Linked DNA regions of Mus musculus: all the other regions are linked to region 1. A link is a loop called in an ENCODE intact Hi-C map of the cell type or tissue named here. Cell type or tissue: heart. All regions are shown on one strand.

Evidence for each region. A loop is a pair of places that touch in the nucleus more often than their neighbours do. Peaks named below come from ENCODE experiments on the same cell type or tissue, not always from the same donor. Only the 100,000 strongest peaks of a DNase experiment are listed, where the experiment ranks them.
Region 2: a loop joins it to region 1, with 2.7 times the contacts of the local background. A loop is called at or near these places in 2 of 42 quality-filtered maps.
Region 3: a loop joins it to region 1, with 2.4 times the contacts of the local background. A loop is called at or near these places in 7 of 42 quality-filtered maps.

Annotation. Positions count from the first base shown.
Region 1 is chr16:7,145,954-7,153,953 of GRCm38, forward strand. All of the region lies in intron 1 of Rbfox1 (RNA binding protein, fox-1 homolog (C. elegans) 1), which reads left to right. Among named protein-coding and RNA genes, the nearest start is that of Rbfox1, 80 kb to the left of the region's middle. In heart, no CTCF peak of the experiment used is centred here; DNase peaks (open chromatin) are centred at 2,128 and 4,678; H3K27ac peaks cover 724 bases; H3K27me3 peaks cover 522 bases.
Region 2 is chr16:8,329,204-8,337,203 of GRCm38, forward strand. Gm26159 (a small nuclear RNA gene) reads left to right here and starts at 7,790; the gene lies at 7,790-7,893. In heart, a CTCF peak has its summit at 4,353; a DNase peak (open chromatin) is centred at 4,258.
Region 3 is chr16:7,267,563-7,275,562 of GRCm38, forward strand. All of the region lies in intron 2 of Rbfox1 (RNA binding protein, fox-1 homolog (C. elegans) 1), which reads left to right. Among named protein-coding and RNA genes, the nearest start is that of Rbfox1, 200 kb to the left of the region's middle. In heart, no CTCF peak of the experiment used is centred here; no DNase peak of the experiment used is centred here.

The DNA.
Region 1 (8,000 bases):
GTTCATTCTGCAGTGTCCGGGAGGCAGTGGGTGGCATTATGGCTTCTCTATAGGTCCTGGAGAGTCAAGCTTGTTCTCAGGCTTAAGTGGCGAGTGCTTTGTGCAATGGGCCTCCTCTCCAGCCCTGCGTGAACACTTTTTGGGTAAAAGTAGAAATGATGATATTGATAAAAACCAACTAGTGATGTGGAACCCCTGTGAAATGCCAGCAAGCAGTCCAAGTGCATAGTGCCTGCTAGTCGCTGCTTCAGAAGAGATGCTATGATTATCCACATTGGCCTTAAAGAAAAGACTTACTCAAGGCCTCACATGGAGGAGATCTCTTCGGACCTTCTGATATTTTAGCTGTGAAGGTTTGTTCCAGTTGTAAGACACCCAGTTGCTCTTGAGAGTAACATCTTGTCTTAGTACCTGCAGCATCACAAGCAAGGGCACTTTGCATCTTTGATGCAGTCCAGTCTTTTTCCTCAGTGACTCTCTAGCGCGGCAGCAAACACAGACTTGTGACATTCTGTCACGGGCATCCTGCTCCTGCTCGTCTTTAGTCATCGGAATCTAAGGGGCTCCTCTACTCCTCAGTGTTGAGCAGTACCCAGCTCACTCTGTGAAGAACCTGGTGCACACATCAGCTCTGAATGGGGCCAACTCTAATGTGTCTTGCTTGTCAGGCTCTCCCAGTCTTTTGTTTTCCTACACATTTGAATAATACGCCTGATTGCCACAGCAAATGCTGCACCCAGTACAAGCTTGGAATTCTCGCCTAATGAAGCATGTCTAACAGGGCCTGCTGCCCTGTCCCCTTCTCCTCCACCAGCACAGCACAGAGGATTCTTTTATCTTTCTTCAGAATTGACTTGCTTTCCCGACCTTCCAGTGGCTTCTGCCTTATCTGTTTACCTCCTGTGCCTCTGTTAGACTGTTAATTTTCAGTGGCACCTCCTATCTGCTGGTAATTAACACATCGAACATTGAAGAAATAGCTCTGCTTTATGCAAAATGCTAATGGAGGTATTTTTTCCTCCTCTAATTATACCACTGTATTTTACTGATCAACATTGACCTAAAAGGATCTTTCCATTTCTTTCCTGCACTCCTCCCATTTTATTTTATTTTTTCCTTTCTATTATTTTCATTGGGAGAGCCAGTACAGTACGGGGAGCATTTGGGCAGCAGAGTATGAGATCATTACTGTCAGAGGCTGTCACTTCTCTGTTCAGATCCCCTAAAGTAACATGAGTATATTTGCTCTCACTTCTCTGTTCAGATCCCCTAAAGTAACATGAGTATATTTGCTCTCACTCTTGTTCACTGTTGGACAATTCTTTGTTAGATGTGAGTCTGATCAATTGGGAATGTGTGCGCCCCCTGGAATCTAAATATTCTGCCCTGGTAATTCCCCAGATGGGGCCCTTCCACGACTCCTTCTCGGAGTGATGAGATCCCAGCCACTAGCCTCTCATCCTGTTAGATTTTAGGGCAGAGGAACCCTTGCCTTCTCCAGCGGACCCTGGCTGTATTTATCACCTTCCTCTTAGGCTTAGGACCTAAGCTGTAAGGAACACCGGTTCAAAGAGCTGGAGGTCTGTGGAGGAGGTCTGTGGTTACAACAATAAAAACAGGAGCAAAGAGAGCAGCTTCTATGAAGGACTCTGGCTAGAATAATGATAGAATCGTCTGAATCGATACGTCTCTTGTCAGACTTACGTCTGATGTTTGAATCAACCAGGCCTTTCTGCAAGAGATTTTCTCAAGAATATTGAATTATTTATTATTTGTACCCCCTTCCTTTCTGATGATTTTTTCCCTCTGACTTAGTAAAATTTGTTTTTCATGCTGCTGGTTTCAATGTTGTCTACTCTTTGATAAATAGCAGTAATTGGGCGTATAGCAGAAGTCGTGTACAAATGTGAGACTTCAATTACATCGAGAGCATTTGTTTCTTGTATTGATTTTTTTCTTATAAGATCTGGTCTCTACAGCCCATAGTGCTGAGTATTTTAAAGGAGTATTCTTTGTCTGCGAGTGTCAGCATGCCCCCATGTGTCTTTTTTTTTTTTTATGTGATTCTTCCTCTACTCCATGCTGTATATGCCAGGGGCTGGGGAAGGGTGAGCTGTGCCTGACCAGTCTTGCCAGGGCTCTCTCACCTGGCTGCTGCCCAGACTTGCCGCTGAATGTGACAACTCAGACTGGTGTTTTATGTAAGGAAATGGTGAAGACAAAGAAGGTGACTTTTTTGAACTAGTGTAGTAAAAATTATAAGATGGGTTCCTATGTTAAAATAGGAGATGAAAAATAAAATAAAAAAGAAATAAGGCATGTGTATATTATTATTACCAGTGATTTAGAGTATCTATCTATATATAAATTTATCATATCATATATATATATTTATCCTAATATCATATACATTGTTTTCAGAGAGCTGATTGTCTGGATTTGGGGACCACAAGCACACCTCTCCCCAGGGTTACATCTGAGCCGTGCATGTGGTGATCCTGGGTTGGACATGGTGACATTTCCTGGCACAGCCAAGGTTTATAAGGCAGGAATCTGATGTTGGACAATTTTGAAATAACTGCTTAGAGTGACCAGAATCTAATGTAGACACAAGTGAGGGCTGCTAGCCTGGAAGAGTCCTAAGGTTCCAGAGACTTAAGCACACCCAGAGTCCAGCCACAGCTTCCCACAGCCCGGGGACAGGATCTGTGAATAGGCAGTTGTACAAAAAACAGCTGGGCACTGGGCCTTTTGTAGCCCAGAGTCTCTGAGCCGCTACACTGTGCTGTCACCAGCACTTTCTCGAGGAGTGAAATACCATGGGGGTGTTGAATCATATTTTTAAGGGCATGTAAATAGTGGATTTTGATTTTAAAACAAAACAAAACAAAAAAAGGTTTTGAAGGGCGAGTGAGGACTTCAAGGGCATTTACAGGTAAGGTACACACATTTTATTTTACTCTGTCCCCAGTCCTTAAAGCTGTATCTGTCTTCAGAGACTGGAGCTGAGCATCTAAACCGCCTGAGTTTGATAAAGGAGTCAGACTCTAAGTTATTATGCCGCAGGTGACGAGTCTGGGACTTAAAAAGACAAAGAGAAATCAAGTTGGTGTTAGCTTCAGCTGTGCCTCTGGACTAGACTGTGTTTTTGCATGTGTACATCTCTCTCTCTCTCTCTCTCTCTCTCTCTCTCTCTCTCTCTCTCTCTGTGTGTGTGTGTGTGTGGTGTATGTGCCCGCCTTTTGGATAAAAGGCCCCTCTCCTCCCTAGTGGGCTGCCAGGCTCAGCCTTCAGACACAGTCCTATTGTCTTAGATTTCTTTTCCTATCATGTAGGTGTCTATACCACGCCACCCACGCAGGAGAGTCAGTGAGCTGTGAAATATATTCATTGTTAGAGTACCCAGGAAATGGCGGCAGGCATTCGCAGGTAATAGCGTTGGACAGGCAGGGGAGACCGCCAACATTACCGGCATTATTTCGGTTGCCTTTTTCATTATAGGTTCGGGAAATAGGCAGCAATTCGATTATGGCATGATTTGGGGTGGAATTGCTTGCACCCCTGACCCCGTCACTGGGGGATCCAGGGAGAAGTCAGCTCAAATAAAGTTTATAGTGCATTAACTGGACCGAGCACAGCCTCACCCTGCAGAGAGTGATTTCTCATCTTCCAGTGGTTTGTAACTGCAGCGCAGATCTATCTGTACCTTAAGGCACAGGGAGGATTGGCTGAGATGTATAGGAGTGAGCAGAGGCAACCAATGGCATGCAAACCCCTCCCCTTCCATGTGCAGCTCTGGGCTCCTTGGCGGCTCTCTGTGGCAATGTGATTAATAACACAGAGACATCCTGCTTGTTGGATTATTAATTTCCCGTCTCTTTGCCTTATTTTTTTCTTGGTACATATTTCTGATGCTTTTCTTCTGCCTATTTGCTTTTTCTTTTTTCTTTTTTTTTTTTTCCCTTTGCAAAGCCTGGCCATTCCTCCTTTTCCCTCCTGTAGCCCACCCTCTTGCCCATGGAACTAATCTTTAGAACGTAACACTGACACCGGCCACTCAACACTGTGCCTGCTTGCTTCACACTTGGGGTGAGTGTATTGTTTCCCACTGGGGACTGTGATTCTAGGAGAGAGAGAGAGAGAGAGAGAGAGAGAGAGAGAGAGAGAGAGAGAGAGAGAGAGAGAGAGAGAGAGAGAGATTTGTACTCTTCTGTATTTGATTTTGGCCGTTTGTTAGGGGCGCTCAGCTTACAAAGCAAAGCTAGTTAGTGAATAACTGTCCATGACCCCGAACCAGGTGTCACACAGAGAAATCTGATCTCTCTTTCTTAAGTAGTCATAGCTCTTCTTGCCAGGTCTGCACACCACACCGAGAGTGCACCATGCAAAAGACAGAAAGAGGAAATAAGAAGGCATCTCGGTAGGTAATTGCATAGCTGTTGTTACTCAGCGATGAGTTCCAGCTGACGCTGGATTTGAGAAGTAGAGGAATGGGGATTGGAGGCTTCCACGGGGCCTTGAGAGATGTGGAGGACTTTGTACCAAAACTTCCACCAGCAGCTGTACCCTTGGGCTGCCTGTTTCACGTGCATTCATGCTTAGGAAGGAAAGGAGTGCTTGATGCTGACTTGGGACAGCTGGACAGACCATGTGCTTCAGCTTCTTGTTTTGATGTGGCGTCTGTTAAGGGGGGCCTGGGGAAGTTTCTGATTTGCTGACCTACTCATGTGGCAGGCCTGTAGAGCAGCAGCAGGAGAGCAGGCAGGGCTTCCACATTCCAACAGGGCCAGAAGTGGCTCTAGCTCTCTCTGTTTCCCCCAAGGCTTCCTTTCTGTCCTGTCATCTGGGTAATCAGGATAATTAGCAGAAGCCTGGGCTGGGTCCCATGCAGTTTGCACAAGCCGCTTTCACCAGCACAGGGCATGCTTCTTAAGGAAAACTTGGTTTTTTGCTGTTGTTTTTTTTTTTTGTTGTTGTTGTTGTTTTGTTTTGTTTTGAGTTTTTTTCCCCATAAGGAATCTCTCTTTTAAATAAAAATCCTTAAAATTGCAGAAACCTAGAAGATGAAACTGAAAGAATTTGACACAATTGTTCTTTCATTTATATAACCAGCTCAAGGCAGAAAAATCTGCTCCTAAGTTGATTATCTCTTTGACTTATTTTGAGGGTGTGTGTGTGTGTGTGTGTGTGTGTGTGTGTGTGTGCTTACCTATGTATGAAATGTTTGAAAATTCTTCAGTGGAGTCTCAGGAACAAGAATATTTCTATTTTTTTCCATTAAAAAGAAAAAAAAAAGGCTCAAAGAAACCAAGCATTTGTTTCCTGTTTGTAATGGAAGTTTAACTGTGTCTTGAGGAGCGTGGTAAGGGGTAAGGGTTTGTTTATGTAACAGCCACTCACAAGGTGTGCACTCCTTGTCTGTCTAGTGCTTATGTCTACATCACCCAGCAGAAGAAAGAAAGAAATGCTCGCATGAAGCAGGGCAACATTCTCCCTCTGTCGGTTCAGAGCTATGGTGTTGCTAACACAAGCATATTAGACACTTGGAGTTAGCAGAGTCTTTATGTGAGATCCCTGGCTAATTTTTTATTCAGATTCTAGCTCTTCCTTTTGGAAGATTTTTTTTTTAAACAGGCGTGATTTTTTTTTAAACAGTTGGCCCACTGAGAGGTAAAATTAAAGAGGGGAACATGAAAACTGACTGTCAAATATAGACAGATAGGATGCTTAGGAGTTTGGGCATAAACACAAATATCTTGGAAGTAGTAGTTAGTACAGTACAATACACTTCTCTGAAACTATTATATTGAAATAAAAATACTTTCAATATATCTGTAGTGAGAGCTGACTTTCTGTTAATGTTATTTTGAAGAAAGGCACGTATCTATATCTATCTATATCTATGCACACACACACACACACACACACACACACACACACACACATATATATATATATATATATATATATGCATATATGTATCCACACACATGTATACACACCCACACACATGTATACACACACACACACACACACACACACACACACACATACTGATGAGAAATAATCTTATTTGGGCAGTTAAAGTATGACATGTATGTTTTAAAGAATGTTTTAGTATTCATTTTTATTATACTTCTATTAATTTTGCTTTGTGTCTTCTTATATTGAGAGGAGGAGGATACAGTGCCTGCGAGGTAATAAGAGGACACCTTGTGGGAGTTTTCTTCTACTGTGTGGGTCCTAGGATTGACTCAAGTCCTTAAGGTGGCAGCAGGCATTGTTACCCACGGAGGCAGCTCAAATGATCATCTGTATTGTGTATATAACATGCTAAAATTCCTGTATTGCTTCCTGCCTTGTTTTTAAAATGTGGGTTAGTGACACAGGTTTGAAGAGAGAAGGGGGTCTGGGGTGGCTTGCACTGTGACAGTTTATAAACCGTCCAGGGAGAAATCACCACATGGGTGAGGGACTATCCTCAGTTTTCAGACCGAGAGAGTTCGGCTCCTCTTTTCTTTCTTTCTCTCTCTCCTTGTCTTTCTCCCCCCTGATTCAAGTAAAGTAAACCAGCTCAAAGCCTATTTTGTACTTGAAAAAGATCAAGGCAGTGGGGCCGTCTCTCAAGGACCTAAAATTACATTGGTTACAGAGTGAATCACATCTGGGCTTTAAATACCATCTCAACCCTGCACTCTTCCTTTGTTTTAAAGTTGCCTAATGCTTCTTCCTGGAAACCTGGGCTCCCCTTCATTCTCTTACCAAAATCCTTCACATAAGAGTTGGGAAAGGGAAGCTGGTAGAGGCCTGGTCATGGCCTTCAGAAGACAACTTGTATCAGCGGCCTGGGCAGGTGCTCTATGTGTTAGGAAAAGGTCCTTGCCCATCTAAAGAAACCTCTCTTGAGTTGGGACACGGTGCATCTACTACCCCAGACACTACTGTGTAATTCTTGAAATATACCCTTGTTTTATTTCTTTTTTACATGCATCTTATACAGACACAGAAGACATGTACGCCTTCCTCTGACACACCATACATCTCCTTTTTAGGTCCTGCTGTGTTTATAGAGATCAGGACGATGGTTTATGCACAGTGATGTTCAAGTGTTTATGGAACATTTGAGCCTCAGATGTGGGGAGAGAGACCTGTGGAGGTAAAGCCCTATTAACAGCCAGGCTTATCTCATGGACGGGAATAGTCATTTTAATATGCTCAAGAAAAAGCCAGCCTGCTGCCGTTTTTCTACCCTTGCCCGGTCTGGGTCCACACCTTGGGAAGGCAAGCACAGCCACAAAGACCTCTTACAGAACTGATTACCACAAATTGAGTCTTTTCTCTGCTTGACAGTGATCCAAGCATTGGCCCCCACTTAATCCTCTCTAGCAATTTGCCTACCTCCGCTGCTAACAAGAGGTGATTGGAGAGGAATTTTGAGTCTCCACTTAACATCAGCTTCAGGGCACAGTGTGCACCTCACCAGCTCCTTTAGCCTGTCCCATCTAACCAGTAACAGGCCACCTTACCAGCTCCTTTAGCTAATGGGAGTTTTCAAACCCTAGCTCGAGTTTTAAGCTCTTTTCTGGTTCCCTGTGCAATCGAACATGAACAGAGAGAAAAAGAGGCCTTTCTCTTAAATACAGTCAGATAGGTCCCAGCAAAGTAAGACTCACTGTATTACTAGGGGGCTAATATTTTCTTTTTCCCTTTGCAAAGACCTGAGCATAGTGAATGGACCACATCTCCAGCCCTGTGACTCTGAGGAGCAGCACAATCTTAGACTTAGTGTTGCCTAGCACAGAAACTCAGAAGGTCTATGGTGAAAACGTGAAAGTTTGCTCCAAGAAACTCCCAGGTGTTGGTGGCTCTGCTGTGCAGAGAGCCAGGCTGAAGCACAGATGGGCATAGACAGGTTGGGTCTCTGCAAAGTGTCAGCTGCTTGACCCTGAGCTACCCTACTGGTCTGTCCGTATAGTCTGGTTCATGTTTCCTTCCCTTTG
Region 2 (8,000 bases), 1.2 Mb after region 1:
GAAGAGGAGGAAGGAAGAGGAGAAAGAGAAATAGAAAGAAATACAGGAGGAGTGTAAGAAGGAGGAGAAGAGCTGGAGATAGAAAAAGTAGGACAGGGAGAAGATGCTGGAAGAAGAAGAATGAGGAAGAGAAGAGGAGAAACATAGAGGCATAATAGTCACACAGAACAGAACAGAACAGAACAGGGTACAGGGTACAAGGTACAGGGTACAGGGAGGAACTAAGACCCACAATGAACAACCATCATAAGATGGCATAGAAACAAATAGAGAGCAGCCATAACTCAAGAGAGAAGATTGTACAGAAAATGACAGGATAAATAGAGAAGCAGCCATTTGGATGTCACTCATCCAAGGAGAAAGCTGATTGGCTCACAAGTTGGGCATGAAACCCAAATGGTCCCATAAAAGACCTGAGGTTATATGTAACTCCAGAAAAGAGAGGTTCTGGGCATAGACAGCTGTAACATACACCATTTCCAATGGCTCCAATCAGACAAAAGCCTTCATATGTTTCTTTCCCTAAAAGAATGAAAGGAGAAAATATCGCCTGACTCATGAACATGTGGAAGCCATAGCACAGAGACAGAGTAGGGGGAAACTGAGTGAGGCGTTATCAAGGAACACACTGCAGGCCTGTGTGCATTCATGAGGTACCTATCTCCTCTGTGTACCCAGCCTCTCCTGTGGAGAGCTCAAAGATACAAAAGCACAAAGGAATTGGAGCACTGAAGTGACTGCCCAAGTAACCCAAGAGAAGAATACACATGGCGAATCCTGAGACTCAGCTCAACTAATGATAAAGAGATGTTGACACCATTACCAAGTGGGGCTTGGTTCGCCTGTCTTTGTCACCCCACCCAGCAAACAGTTTTGTATGCCTTCCACTTATATGTAACCCCCATTAGACTATAAACTCATTTAACCAGCTACTACTTGATACCTCCATCCAGATGAACTGTATATAATTTAGGTTTAGCATTCCAAAGTTAAACAACTAGTTTTCCAATTTAAACAATTCAGGAATCAAATTATCCTTTTTTTTTTCTGTGAAATAAATGTAGATGAGGGTTATTCTACAAACCAGTAAGCTTCTAGTTTGAGTTGTTTGGTTTGGTTTGGTTTGGTTTGGTTTGGTTTGGTATGGTTTGGTTGTTTGGCAGACTCTCACTGTATAGCCCCACATGATCTGGAACTTTCTATGTATCCCAGACTGGCCTTGAACTTGCATCAATCCTCTTGTCTCTACTCCCAAGTACTGAGATTACAGGTCTGCACCACCACACTTGTCTTAAGTCATTATTTCTAGAAATCACCTGTCCTGACCACCCAAGAGGAGATATTGTTGCCTTAAACCAGGAATGCCACAAGATATGTGGAAGTCTTTACTAGAACATGTGTTCCCACCTGCTCACACCTGGTTAGAATTCAGTTTCCAGAATAGAGGTAGGAAAAGAGCTTGATATGTGAGGGGCTTTAGGTTCCAGTGCTTACAGGTAAACATTCTTTGACCATTCGCTCACACTGGAATGACCAGTGTCTGTTGAAACAGTGCGATTTTTTTCCTGGGAAGACCAATTAACTATGAGAAATTACTTACAAATACTTTAAGTGGGGCTCTAAGTTTCTTTTCTGTGGTGTTCGTTTCTTAGGCTGGATTAATTACTACAATTTAACTCTGCTGGAAATAAAATAAATATCAAAAGCTTTGCAGGAAATGACTGCTGGCCTCCAGTCTAGAGAAAAGATTGAAAGATTTCTCTCTCCAGATAAAGAAACTGGAAAGTCTGAGCCACTGTGGAAGCTTCACAGCCTCTCTCTGGGAGCAACTCCACAAAGCTCAGAAGAGAGTTCCACTCGGTTCTCTTCACCTAAGACCTACTGTCACCAGAACCAGATGGTGCCAGAGGATAGGGCTTGCTGGCTGGCCAGTCATCTGCTCATCATTGTCATGACTGTAAGAATGTGGGAAAGATCTCAGGACAGACTACTTTAGAAAAATGCTAGTTTCTATCTGTGTTATTGGATTCCAAGGGTGGTGGTGGTTGTGGTAGTAGTGTTTGTGGTGGTAGTGGTTGTGGTGGTAGTGGTGGTGGTGGTGGTGGTTGTGATGGTAGTGGTTGTGGTGGTGGTGGTTGTGGTGGTGGTGGTTGTGGTGGTGGTGGTTGTGATGGTAGTGGTGGTGGTGGTGGTGGTTGTGATGGTAGTGGTTGTGGTGGTAGTGGTTGTGGTTGTGGTAGTGGTGGTGGTGGTGGTGAAGAAGGATGAGGAGGAGGAGAGGAAAAAGAAAGGAAAAGAAGAGAAAGAAGAAGAGGAAGGGGATGGAGGAATAGGAAGCAGAAGGAGAAGAAAAAGTGGAAGAAGAAGAGGAGAAGGAAAAAGTATAGGGGGGATACAGGAAGGAGGGAGAAGAACTGAAGGTGGAGGAAGAGGAATGGGAAAGAAGACACAGGAAGAATGAGAAGGAGGAGGAAGATAGGTACAGAGAGGCAAAACAGTCACACAGAGCAGAAGAGGGTCCCAAGAGAAACAGCATCATCAGTGATGGCGACAGCTGTAGTCATTCAGTGTTCCTCCTCTAGACATTTCATCACACAGTTTTCACACGTGACATCACTTAGACAACACTGTCATCCCTTGCAAATAACAAAACCACGGCCTGGAGAAATTTTTTAAATGTACCTGTGTCAGTAAGATGCCTGAGCAAGTGAAGACAGTCGCCACCAAGCCTACCCACCTAATTCCATCCCATGGTGGAAGGAGAGAACTGACTTCTGTAAGTTGTCCTCTGATCTCCCTCCATGCATGCACATAGAGGCTATCCTCTGTTACACACACAGACACACACACACAGACACACACACACAGGATAGATAGATAGATAGATAGATAGATAGATAGATAGATAGATAGATAGATGATAGATAGTCTAAAATAACACCCCCCTAATTCACACTACTAAGAAAGAGAACAGTCTGAAGGGCCATGAAATTGCTCAGTCAGAAAAGTATTCACTGCACAAGCGTAAAAACCTGATTCAATTCTCAGAGCCCATGTGAAAAAGTTGGACATGACAGTGTAATACCAACACTAAGAGATGGAGACAGGGGCATCCCCAGGGCTAACTGGCTAGCCTAGCTTTCTTGGAAAGTCTTGAGTCTGTCAAAACCCTGTCTCAAAAATCAGTAGGTAGATCATATACTGAGGAATGATAATAGAAGCTGTCCTCTGTTCCAGACATGCACATACGTGCGCACACACACACACACACATAGAAACACATATGCACATGTGTGTGTTCATACACACAGAGAAAGAACAAATTATTTGAAAGCCACTGTTTTAGCATGTTAGTTGTCGATGGTTCTATAACACAATGCCCTGATGTGTCAGTACTTAGTGGGTCAGGAATCCAGGCGTGGCTTAGTAGGTGCCTCAGCTTCCCTCGGGGTCTATAATCAAGCTGTCAAAGAGGTCTGAAGTCTAATCCAAAGGTTTAACTGGACAAGCCTCCATTCCTCACCTCACTCAGGTGGGAAATCTCTTGGCAGGATTTATTTCTTAGTGGTCTGTTGGGCTAAGGGTCTCGGTTTCTTGCTGCTAGTCAGAAATGAGTCACTAGACTGAGTCTACACTTAAGGGAAGAGGGTTACACCAAGAGTTGCTGGTCCCTGAGACTGTGTTAAAGGCTGTTTACCCACAGCTGCTTTCCCTTTGGATTAAGCAGACTGCATTAATATGCACACGATTTAGTCTTCTGAAAGGGCCTTTTCCCGGTCTCACATGCATTGGCTGCATTTGTCTTGCCCACACCCTTGTGGGATTTCCTGATGCATTTGAAATCTAGTCTCCTTTTGGTTGCAATCTTCTTCCTCCTCACTTCTCCTCCACTCCTGAAATCTTCACTCCAGAGAAGCCTCATGCATCACATCTATCCTGGGAGCACCTAATCCAGTGTCGAGATTTACAGATAAGAGCATTGAGACTCAGATTCAGTCAAGAGAAGGGGCCTCCCCCAAATCCCACAGGAAGCCATAGGCAGGCAGGGCAGGGACCCTGAGCCTCATCTGCAGCATATCCCTACACACCAAGATCCTTGCTGCGAAATCAATCCAAACCAGGCTCTTGAGCTCTAGGGGAAATGCAGACATTTCATCAACATACAAATGAGGGAAACACTTTGGTGGCTCTTCTCCCCCTGTCCCCATCCTTTGCTTCACAGGGGGCTGGCTTCGTTCCCTCCTGGGAACGGGAAGAGCTCACTAGTTAGCTGAGCTGTGAGCAAGCCTTTTTGTGTGAAAAGCCGAAGAGTCCAGGAGGATACAGCTTCTCTGTGGTCACACAATGCCCTCTAGCCTTGAGTCAGGGTAGTTCCAGGAGGAAATTTTGGAAAACAATGAAGGACTGTGAATCGCACAAAGCCCACTGTGCCCTTAAGACAAAGCTGTACGATCTGGAGATCCTGAGGACCCAAGAACTGCCAGAGAACTGCCATGAGAAGCACGGGCACGGTGCAGCAGTTCCTGAGAGTCTGTCTGTCCCTTTCAGACTCTCAAGAGGGACCACAGCAGCATCCATGAACAAAAGGGTTGAGATCTTTTTTGTAACTTTCCAAATATCTGAAACATTTTCCCTGATGTAAAAAAGATTAACAAATGATCGTGCACCTCTTATTTGGCTTTTGGAGTGCAGGGGATTCATCTCAAGCCCTGCACGTGCTAGGAAACGCTGCCAGGGCTTCATCTACAGCCCACCTGTCATATATCCAGTCCAAACACTGTGGGCTTAATGTCACACATCTGCCCTGTCCTGTCCACCATTCAGAGTATTATACTCCTTCATCTGAATAGGCAATAGAAAGCTGGTGTTTGTATTACAGGTTTACTCAATAGATGTCTACTAATTACCTATGTGCTGTGTGTTAAGGACATGAGCCGAATGAACTCCTGAGGTATTAAGTAATCTCTCTCCAATTTCCACCTACTTTCTTGCTTCTGAGCTGTGCAAGTCCCTGGAGCCCGCTCAGATCACCTTCAGTGCCAGGGTTGGAGATGTTCAAAGCATCTCTTTTCTTATCCACTAAAATGGTTCCAGGGCATCAACATTCCAAGGTAACCCTTGGAACTGAGCTAAGTTCACCAGAGGAGAAGGCAGCTGCACTTGCCCCTAGAGTAGAACCTGCAAGAAAGCAAAGGCAAATCAGGCAAAGAGAGCTAAGCCCAGGAGAAAATACATCTGATGGTGGCCTGGGCCCTAGGCCCTTCATCTATCTTCTAAGAAAACAGAAACTGGCGTTCTATTATTGTCAACAGAAAATGTCATCGGTGGATCATCAGTCCTTAAGGAGCTCACAGTCCAGTAAGGCAAAGTGTATCTGATACAGAGTACTATGTGAGCATGATTGTTAGTATGGAAACATGCCTACAAAGGTGGTTTGTTTTTTCTGAAAATAAATAGAGGGAATATTAAAGAATCCCCCATAGGAAGTCTGCCTTCTGCTGTGATGTGCCAGAACAATTTGGACAGGCAGCAATGACCAGGAGGAAGGACACGGATACATAAAAAGTAGAGAGAGGCAGGACCATGTTCCAAAGTAAGCCTGTGCATTGGGGAAGTTTCCCTTAGGAAGGATTCAGAATCTTTATAAGGACAGTGAAGCTATATCTTCTGGACATGTGTACATGTATGTCCCACTCAAAAACTCACAAGATTTGATAACACTGAGTCCAGCCAGTATTCCAGCACAGGCTGGAAAGTAGCTCCTGAGACCATGACTCCCATTTGAGGAGCTGTTGGCAGTTAATGGTTGCTGGTGATAGGAAAAGTCCTTTTCTTCAGGGCTATAGCCTCTGGTAGGTTGCCCATGATACAGTAACTCCCACCCAAAACAACAGAAGGCATGAGAGCAAGTGGAGCTCCTTGGAAAGAAGAAGAGGCTCCACAGAAGTCTAAGGAGGATAAAAGATGATGAAGAGAGAGAGGGGGGTGAAAATACATGTATGAACTGGTCAAAGGTAAGTTTAAATTGGGATTTCATGTGTCACTGAAATGACTCAGACCTCAGCTATTTGGACCACAAAATAAGATCATACTTATTTGCTAAAATCCTTTATGAGCTACATCACATGCCAGAAAAGTTACCTTTTCTAGGTGTATATTTAGTGAATTTGGGTGTGTTTATAAAGTTTATAACGATCATCAATAACCCATAGTCATCTCTATGACTCCATCACACACTCCTGTTCACTCTTCCTCTTGGGCCTAACAGTGCTAATGTTTTCTGTCTCTGTGAATTTGACTATTCTTGAATTGCTTTTTATTGATATTGTGTTTATATTATTTTATTATTATTTTTAAGGTGCTGGAGATCAAACCTTAGTCTCTGTGCATGTACTTACTATTGTGACTATTTCTATCTAAGAAAGGGATCGGGAGTGAGGAACAGAAGAAGGGGGGAGAGAGAGAGAGGGAGGGAGAGAGACAAAGAGACAGAGACAGAAAGACAGAGAAAGACTGAGCAAGCAAGAGAGACCCAACAAGAAATGGGGGAGAAAGAATGAAAAGTGTTCTTTCAGGCACAGTGTAAACATCAGAAGACAACTTTCAGGGACAGTTCTTTCCTTTCTCCATTGGTTTCATGGTCTCAGGTTGATAGGCTTGTGTAACAAGTGGTTTCACCCCCTGAGCCATTTCAACAAGCCAACAATAAGATTCTATTTTTTTTTTCCTGTGGTGGTGGTGGTTTGGTGTGGTTTGGTGTGGTTTGGTATGGTGTGATTTGGTTTGGTTTGGTTTGGTGTGGTGTGGTGTGGTGTGGTTTGGTTTGGTGTGGGTTGGGTTGGGTTGGGTTGGGTTGGTGTGGGTTGGTCTGGTGTACATGGGTTAGTCATGACGGTAGACAGTAAGGAGATCATCCATTGTGTCTTTTTTTTTTTCAGGTTTTCTGAAATTATTTTTGTCAGTTAATTATTTTATCTGTGTTCATCCCAAACGTTGCCCCCTCTTCATCCCCCCTCACAGAAGGGGAAGGGGAGACCCATGGTGTCTTTTTTTAGTTGCTCTCCACCTTTTCCTGTTTTGAGACAAGGTTTCTCATTGAACCTACAGCTAACACTTTCAGATAGATTGGGTGGTTAATGAGACCCCAAGATCTCCCTGTCTCTACCCCATTCCCAATATCAGAGCCACAGATTCATGCCCACCCATGCAGCAAGTGCTCTATTGACTGAGCTGTTTCCCCCTCCTCAAGACTCTGTCCCCTACCCCATCCCTTCTTCCTGTCACTTGCCTACCCAGTCATAGCACAGAGCCTACCTGAAATGAAATCTTCCAAATCCAGTCAGGAGTACTTTGCTTTTGGGGATAATTGGGCCAAGAGATTACAGTTGGAGGTTGGAATAAGGATCATAGATGGAAAAGGACCTGAACAGTAAGCAAGATGGTGTACGGCCTGGGGTGAAAGGAGAGGGGATTGCCAGGGGTGAGAATGTGGAGGCCTGAAGCTCAGGCTCTATGTGGAGAAACCCCAAAGCACTGAAGAACAGAAAAGGAAGCAAACAGATTGTTCTTTAGGTTCATTCTTCCAGATAATAGGTACATGCTTACCACAGAATCGTCCCCTGTTTGGCTGGCCTCCAAAGCTAACTTCTTCTTGGCTCTATTAAAATAAACATCTTTATTAACTAGAGCTGGGGGTATCAAAGAAATTTGGAGATTTCAATTTTTTTCATTATTATCATTGAAAGACATTGCCACATTTGATATGAGACAGAAAAATGAAGGCAGTCTCATGTTTGCTTCAATATATATAACTAAAATTGGAACAGTACCAAGATGATTAGCATAGCCCCTACACAGGAGGGCACTCACGTCTGTGAAGCATTCCACGTTTTTTTAAATAATGAAGAAATTCTCAGGGCATAGTTCTAGAGAGTGGGATGAGTTTCTTCAGAATCTAGAGTATTCCATCTCAGGCTGAGGAGCCTGTGGAAGAAGGGCGG
Region 3 (8,000 bases), 120 kb after region 1:
TAATTAGGTTAAATGGGGGTCATGAGTGTAGGGCTCTCTCATAATGGAATTAGTGTTTTCCTCAGAAAAGAAGGGGAACAAAGATATTCTCCCTTTGATCTGTGAGGTCACAGCAAGAAAGAATCAAACTATAAGGCTTGGTGTTACAGGTCCAGCTTCCCAATCATTGAGGTGTGTTTCCCATTGGTGGCATTTTGTTTCAGCAGCCAGAGAAGACAAATACAGTCAGTTACCTTGACTCCCACGTCCTTTAGAGTTATGGGACCCTGATGCCTTTCATGTTCTTCGTGCCTTTTCAAAGGATGGAAAGAGCTGAAGAATCTTGAGTGAGCCCTGCCAGGCCTCCCACCTTTCTCTCTGAGGAATCCTATCATTTGAGCTGAGCATTGAATTAACTTGAGCTGGGGGAAATGTGATGTGTTTTTCAAATGTGCCTTACCCAGGTACAAAATTGGTTCTGCCAAACTAGAATGGGGTATTAACTATATCCAAAGCTATGTGATTAACTTATTTGTTTGCCTATAGAGCTAACATGTTAAAAGGCAGGAAGCTGGGGGACACTGTGCAGCCCAGTTCTGAAGTGGGATTGTGAGAAAACCAGAGACGTGGGTTTTAATTCACATGCCTTCACTCGTTATTATTACTTTAATGGAAAATGACTTTTTACAGTCTTTCTCCATTTAAAATGGAGAATTGCAACATTGTCTAATGCAGGGTAGGAAGTTGATTGGATGTGCATGAATTTTGTAACCCCCCTCCTCCCATGTTCTGTTCTTTGTACACATTCAATACGGTTACAGTTTAGCTTAGAACATATATATATATTTTCCCCCTGAACTTTTTCAATTGCTTTTTTATCAGGTTTACAAATCAAATCAAATAGGTATATTGCAGAGCTCTGTGATATTATTTTTCGAGTTTATAGCACAATGTATTGAATTATGCCAGCTTCTGCTCTGGCCTTGCTCTTCTCTGCAGAAAGAGAGCAACCACAGACTGTAAATTCAGCCAGTACCCAGCATCACTAGCTAAATCAAGACCTGCCATTCATGCTGCTAGAAGAGACAAAGCAAGTGTTTGTTACACAAATCAATTTGGTCCAAAATACATCGCATTGGGCACTCAACCATTGCTCAAATGATATTGTCAGCTTAATCAAATCATGCCTCCAAGACTCTCACAAGTTTCTCCTTTTCTAAGAAAGAACTTGATTGGTAGAAGAGTGAAAAGCAGGGGCTATTCAGAAGTACACATTTTATTTATTAGTGTGAAGAGTGTTATACAGAGAGGGGAGGAAGCTGGCCAGAAAGAAAAGATTCTGTGTGTTTACCAATCTGCTAGAGGGAAAATCCAGGAGCTAGTCACATCCCCTTGAGGGTATTGGGTTTCCGTACTGTGAAGGTAAAAGTCAGAAGACATGTGCACAAAAAGATTGATGTACTTGATAGACTGGGATGACTCAGAAAAGGCATATTGAGGGCCTACTATGTGCCAGAAATAATGATTCAAAACAACATTTGTTATTAGATAGAATGCTTGCCTTGAAGATGTTCATATCTCTCAGGATAGCTTAATAATTAAGCTCAAGCGTGGGGTCTGTAGAGGTAACCCAGCAGTTAAGAATGCTTGCTGCTCTTTCAGAAGACTAGTGCTTGGTTTCCAGCATCCATATTAGACAGCTCATAGTCACTTATAATTTTGGTTTCAAGGAATCTGCTAACCTCCTCTGGCCTCTTTATGTACCTGTGCATGTCCATATTCACACATAAAGGCTCACAAACCCATAATATAAAAAATAAATACTTAAAAGTAAAAGAGGATGGAGCTAAAGAGATGGCTCAGTAGTTAAGAGCACTGGCCATTCTTCCAGAGGACCTGGGCTCAACTCCCAGGAGCCCCATGGAAGCTCAAAACTATCTGCAACTCCAGTGCAAAAGAGTCTGGCAACTCTCCCACAGATATCCATGCAGACAAAAACCTCAATGTACATAAAAATAAATACATTTTTTAAAGTAAAGAAGAGGATAGGGACATTTTTCTAAAGTAAGCTAAAAAATAATTATGACTAATAAGGGCTCAGGAGAAGACCCCAGAGACTCCAAGAAGGCATCGGAAGCAACCTGTTCCAGGCTTGTTAGTCAGCTATGTTAGCACAGTTCTCACCCTGACCCAGTCCTGACCTCAAGTGTAGCGATCAGAACAGCAGTGAAGCTTTAATCCTTTGTATGTGGCTTGTAGTTGTCCTCTGTCCCATCCTTAGACTCTCCATGGCATCTTTACCTTCCCCTTGAGAGATTGTGACAGGACAAAAGCAATCCCATTTATGGGGTCCACCATCCTGCTCTGTCCCCGCTGGTACCTTTGTAGAGGCAACTTCACCTCTCCGAGTTTCAGATGTCCAAGCTGTTCTGATGATTCTATGAGGTGAGCCATAGACACCTCTTTTTATGATCCCTAGCTCCTGGTATCTGAGCAGAGTTTTCAATTTCCCAGTCTCTTTAGCCATTTCCACATGTTCTTCATGAAACCAGCACTGGGCCACAGCATTTGACAGCAATGGCAGTCAGGGACCTTTTGTCTCAGCCTGGGCAGGCAGACACAAATGGCCCTCCTCAGTTACTGTTACTCTTGGCGTCTATGTCTCTTCTAGGTAGCTTAGAAACTTTCAAAAATTTTGTACCAAATATTGGGATACAGGTGTGCACCCCCCCTCCAGCACATACACTGTGTGCAGGGGGTATATAGCTTTATTATGTCCAGGAATACAGAGGGGGCTTAAGAAACATGTATTTGTAGGATGATGGAAATAGTAACAGATAAGGAGATCCAACAGATGACAGGGGTTCAGGAGATACAGCTATGTATGTGATAGATACTATTCTCAGTCCATATTCTTTAAAAGATGGCAAGCTTTTTGACTCTACAGTGTCCATGTTACCTGCTTTGTGAATATAGAGCAAACTCTGAAAGGAAGTTTGTTCTAGGGACTCATCTGTCTCCCTATCTCTTCATCCTTCTATACTTTGTCTCTCTTGATTCCTTCACATTGACTGAAAAGAATCTGTCTGTTGGAAGTTTCTGGAATGTTGGAAATCCCACATGTCTGTTTTGTTACAGAGGTGATGATGGTTTTAAGCTTTCTTTGTAGCAATGAATGTTGCTGACTCTAATGATATTCAGACAGAGGACATCCCCAAATGTGGATGAAATTTCTTTCTAGAGCTTGCTTCTACCTTTTCCATTTCCTTAATTCCCAGGCTCTTGCCCTTCCTCTGCCATCTCCTCATTGGGCCTGAAATGGCAGGCAGACTGCTTCTCACATCCCAGAGCCCATCACTAGTTTTTTCTCTTCTCCTTCCGAAGACCTTTGAAAGGATCTTAGTGTTTGTACTGGCCTCCCCATGAATCTAGGATAATCTAATTCATGCTCAGGTGATAAGTGATTTCAGCTCTGTTCATTGAATTTCCCACTTCTTTGTCCCATAAAGCAACTTTTTCACAGGTTCTAGGTATTAGAACATCATTAAAGGACCCTCTTTGTGTTACAGTTGAACTCTTAAAAGTGCCCTGTTATGATAGATGGAACAGATTTTTTTCCCCACTTACTTCAACTTCATCTTAATCGGAAGAACTGACCTTTGACTCAGTCGTTGAAAACTTTTGAACTGTAAGTAGGAAATCTGGATATTCAGCTGTCATTTATTTTTGAAGCTTAAATGTAGATCAAGGATTTCCAATGAAAAATCAATGTGCCCTGCTGAGATTAGGACCCATAAGCATAACGGAGACAATAAATGTCAAAGACTTGGTGCAGAAAAAATAATTTAAATGCTCTTTGCACTAATGATGCGTCACAATGCTGTGCTTGTTAAATAGAGTTAACATGGCTACATGCTTAAAATTGACTTCATATTTTGCTTCACTCTTTAAAACACGTGACTTCCAGACATTATAAAATTTCATCTGCTGCTCGTATTTTATTTTATTTTTGTTCAGGGCTGCCCAAGTGTGCTTCCTCAGCACCCTTGAGCTATATCTAGTACTGGGTTATGCATACATGTATTTTTAATTTCCCAAATATAGCTTGCTTCTTGCTTGCTTTCTAATCATTGCCCAGTCCCTCTCCATAGCTGCTTCTGCCTTATAGAGCTCCACTTTCTCTCTGAATTCTAATTTCTCTTGTAGGTTTACATCAGCCATGCTTTATTCATGCATCCTCAGTATTAACTTACCTGTAGCACTCATGAGCCACAGATAAAAGTCTCCTGAGCTAGTCTGGAGAATCTAAAGTTCAGAGGGCTTAAGTAACTAGGCCAGTACAAGATGGAAGTGATTTTTACTCAGATGCCTAACTGTAAACTGTCCTTTTCTGATGGTTCTACACCGAGCCGCTCAGTACCCCTTAGGAGGTACTAGGACTCTACAATATCTAAGTAACCTACTAAGATAACTCTGGGACAGAGACAGAATCTGAAAGGAGCTGATTTTTATGGATATTCTCTCAAATAGTCATCCCTGGATTGGTCGATATCAAAATCCAATTTCACTAGGATTAGCTGTGGGTTGCTTAGAGCTATTCATTGAATTAGGAACGATTACAGCGGAGGGAGCCCCGAGGTTCTTTATTAAGGTCTTTGTGGAAACACTAAGTGATCTTCAGGAGATTAAAGTGCCGCTGGTGTTTTCTTAACATTTATAACCTGTGCCAATACCCGGGGAGTTTGTTTATTAAGGAAAATTCTTCAGCCAACAGCCTGCATTCTGATAGGGTTATACCACAGAAGGCCAACACAGAAACTGGTAAGGTGGATCTTAATGCACTTGTTCAGAACTTCTGACTAGGTTTCCTTAGTGACCTGCTTCTTGTGGGTAATGGATCTCCAATTAATAGAGTCTATAGGTCTTCCTGTGTGATTAGAGGGCTCTCTCTCTCTCTCTCTCTCTCTCTCTCTCTCTCTCTCTCTTATTTCTCATAGCTCTGTGTGTCTGTGGACCAGAAAAACAGAGAGCAAAACTGAAATGCTTTTGTTGGTGACTGCCATGATTAATGTCATGCACCCTCTTACTAAGTAGGACTTCACCATTATTGTCTCATTCTGGAAAAAATGATCCAGAGGAGGTGAATAATGATCACTTTATTCATTTTCAAACATAAGTATAGGATATTGATGATCTTTTTAGAAACTGACAAAGGGCTTCCCACCCTGACAGAGAGGGTTAAACGTCTCTATCTATAACCAAGTATTTATAGGGAGGTAGCCAACCTGGTCTGATGAAGGAAGAGTTCTTGTCTCTTCTCTGCTTAGGTTGGGACATTCTTCTTTCTTTTGCCGCTTGTTGAGGCTAGCTCTTTTGAGAGTAATCAAGAACCCAGAGATGATATTAAAGAATGACAGTCATTTCTGAAAAATAGTCACTAATTGAATTTGCACTTCTGGTTTCATGTTTATGAGGGAACTGTCATAGGTTGAGTGGTAGCCTCTAAAAACACTTTCATAGCATAAGCTCTGTAAACTGCAAATGGTTGAGACTGAGTTTTGGGAAAAGGGATCTTTGCAGATGTAATAAAATTAATTATCTCAAAGTATCCTTATTTAGAAAGGGCTCAAGATCTAATGGCTAGTGTCTTCATAAGAGAAAGCTGGAGTATACTTCAGTGAGCCGGTCAAAGAAGATGGCTATGTGAAGATAGAAGCACAGGGGGTCGCAAAGCCCCAAACCAAGAGATGCCCAGAAACAGAAGCTGAAAGAGGCAAAGAAAGAAGAAAGTTGGTTCGCTGGACACCTCTGTTTTAGATTTTTGTCCTCATTGCTATGGTATGAGAAAGTCCTGTTTTAAGCCACTAAACTTGTGACAAGCTGATCAGGAACCAAGCCAGAGATCATGTTGTTTATAACAGAATGCCATGTCATAAACCGGGGAGGGGTATTTTGCTCATGGTTTCAGAGCTTTTGATCTGTGTTCATTGGAGCACAGTGCATACTGGAGATGTAGAGAGAAGGGCTGTCTGCTTGGTGATAGCAGTATGAAGAACCGAAGAGCAGGCTAAGGCCTAGTGCCCCCAGTGACCTCACTTCTTTCCATGGTGCATCACCTTTAGGTGCTGAAACTCCCAAAGGGACAAGGGTTACTTAGCCTGTAGCTAACACATGTATTCAACATTACCAGATCTGAACCCTAGCAGTCATAGAAAAGCACAGGATTTTTCCTGGGATGTTTTTCCTGAAGATTCCAAGAGATATGCTTTGAAAAAAAGCCCACTTAGGCCCCAGATGAAGTAGAAGTACTCTCTTCACTATATATGGTGGGAGCTCCTTGATCTGAAGTTAGGGCTGCTTGTACCTACCCCTATATTTTGGTCCTTGTCCTAAGCCTGTAGGGCATGGATCATTGTTGTCTTCTCACAGATGAGTGAACTGTAGGCACAGAGATATAAAGGGCCCAGATACAAATTAGCAGTTGGTGACAGTGGGATTGCATGCTGCAGGGTTGACTCTCTAGCCCTGGCTGTCACATGACTAGTTAGCTCAGACACGGACATGCTCAGCTTGAAATGGTCTCTTTTTCCTGTCCCTCTTACCCCATGAAGGTTGATATCCCTATCCCCGCCTTCTCACCAACCTATACAAATTTGGATTTCATTTCACATATTTTCAGTAAAAAATTATTTCTGTCAAAGGTATGCCTACATAACAATTTATGGGTATTTGTATAAATGTGTACACTACAAAATGATTAATCGAGCGTTGTATGTTTTTATCAAAGGGAACACCACCAAGATTTCTCCAAAGTCCTGTTTGACTAGAGATGATTAATTTTAATTTTTACATGAGCAGCATAATGCTATTAATCATTTAATATGTTTAATCATAATCTCTGTAATTCCTAATTAGGTTTATTAAACTGAGCCATTCAGCAATTGTGCACAAATCCAAGTCTGAGTTTCTTTCTTGGAAGGAAGAGAAGCTCATTTTAATTTTTTATTCACATGGCAATTTCCAGCAGGGTGGGGGGAAATGGACTTGAAACCTAGGATCTTAGTGATTGCTCGTGCCAACTTAGGGTGTTGTGGTAGGGCATTGAAACCTCCTACTCTTTGGCAAGGTAGCAATATCACGGTTTAAAGGTGACGTCTTTGTCTTTGATGTGGAACCCGATGTGCTGTTACTAGGAAAAACAAAAACAAAAGCTAAACACAGTGTGGGTCTCTGGGTTACAGGATGATAATGATGATGATGAGGAGTATGTGTGTGTGTGTGTATTTATGTAAGTATGATACCATGATGTGCCTGTGGAAATCAAAGGGCAGCTTCAAGTATCAGTTCATCTCTTATTTGAGAGAGTCTCTCTTTATTGCTGTATTTACAAGACCAATTGACTGTGCACTTTCAGGAACTGTCCTGTATCCACTGCCTATGTCACTGTAGGAATGCCGAGATTACAGGCATAAACCACTGTGCCCAGTTTTATGCAGGTTCTGGGGCCACAAAATCAAGCCCTCATGATTGCACAGCAAGCATGTCACAAGTGCACCTCCGCTAGCCGACAGAGCTATCGGTGAACTGGCACTCGAAACAGGCAACAGTGATTCTCAGGCATTTGTTTATTATGCATTTATTAGTGGTGCACCAATCTTTTCATGCTCTCAGTCTGTCACCACATCAGCCAATCACTTAGCAGGCCTTTGACATTCACGTAGCATGCTGGTCACAACTCAGTCCTCTGGTCATCTTTAAGTGGCTTATAACAGCCACTTACTTTTATGTACAAGGCTCCTTTGGGTCTACAACTTCTGACCTTCTCTCAAGTTGCGTCTCTTGCTCATCCTCTTTGCATTCTCTCTGGCTTTCCATGGACTCCCCAGTGAGGAGGACTTCTACGGACATCTTGCTATCTTCGCTCATGCTTTGCACTCTTTTGGCACAGACTCTGTCTCCTAACATACCTGTCTACCAAGCCAAAGGTTATGTGCTTTGGGACCCTCAGTGGCAAGTGGGAC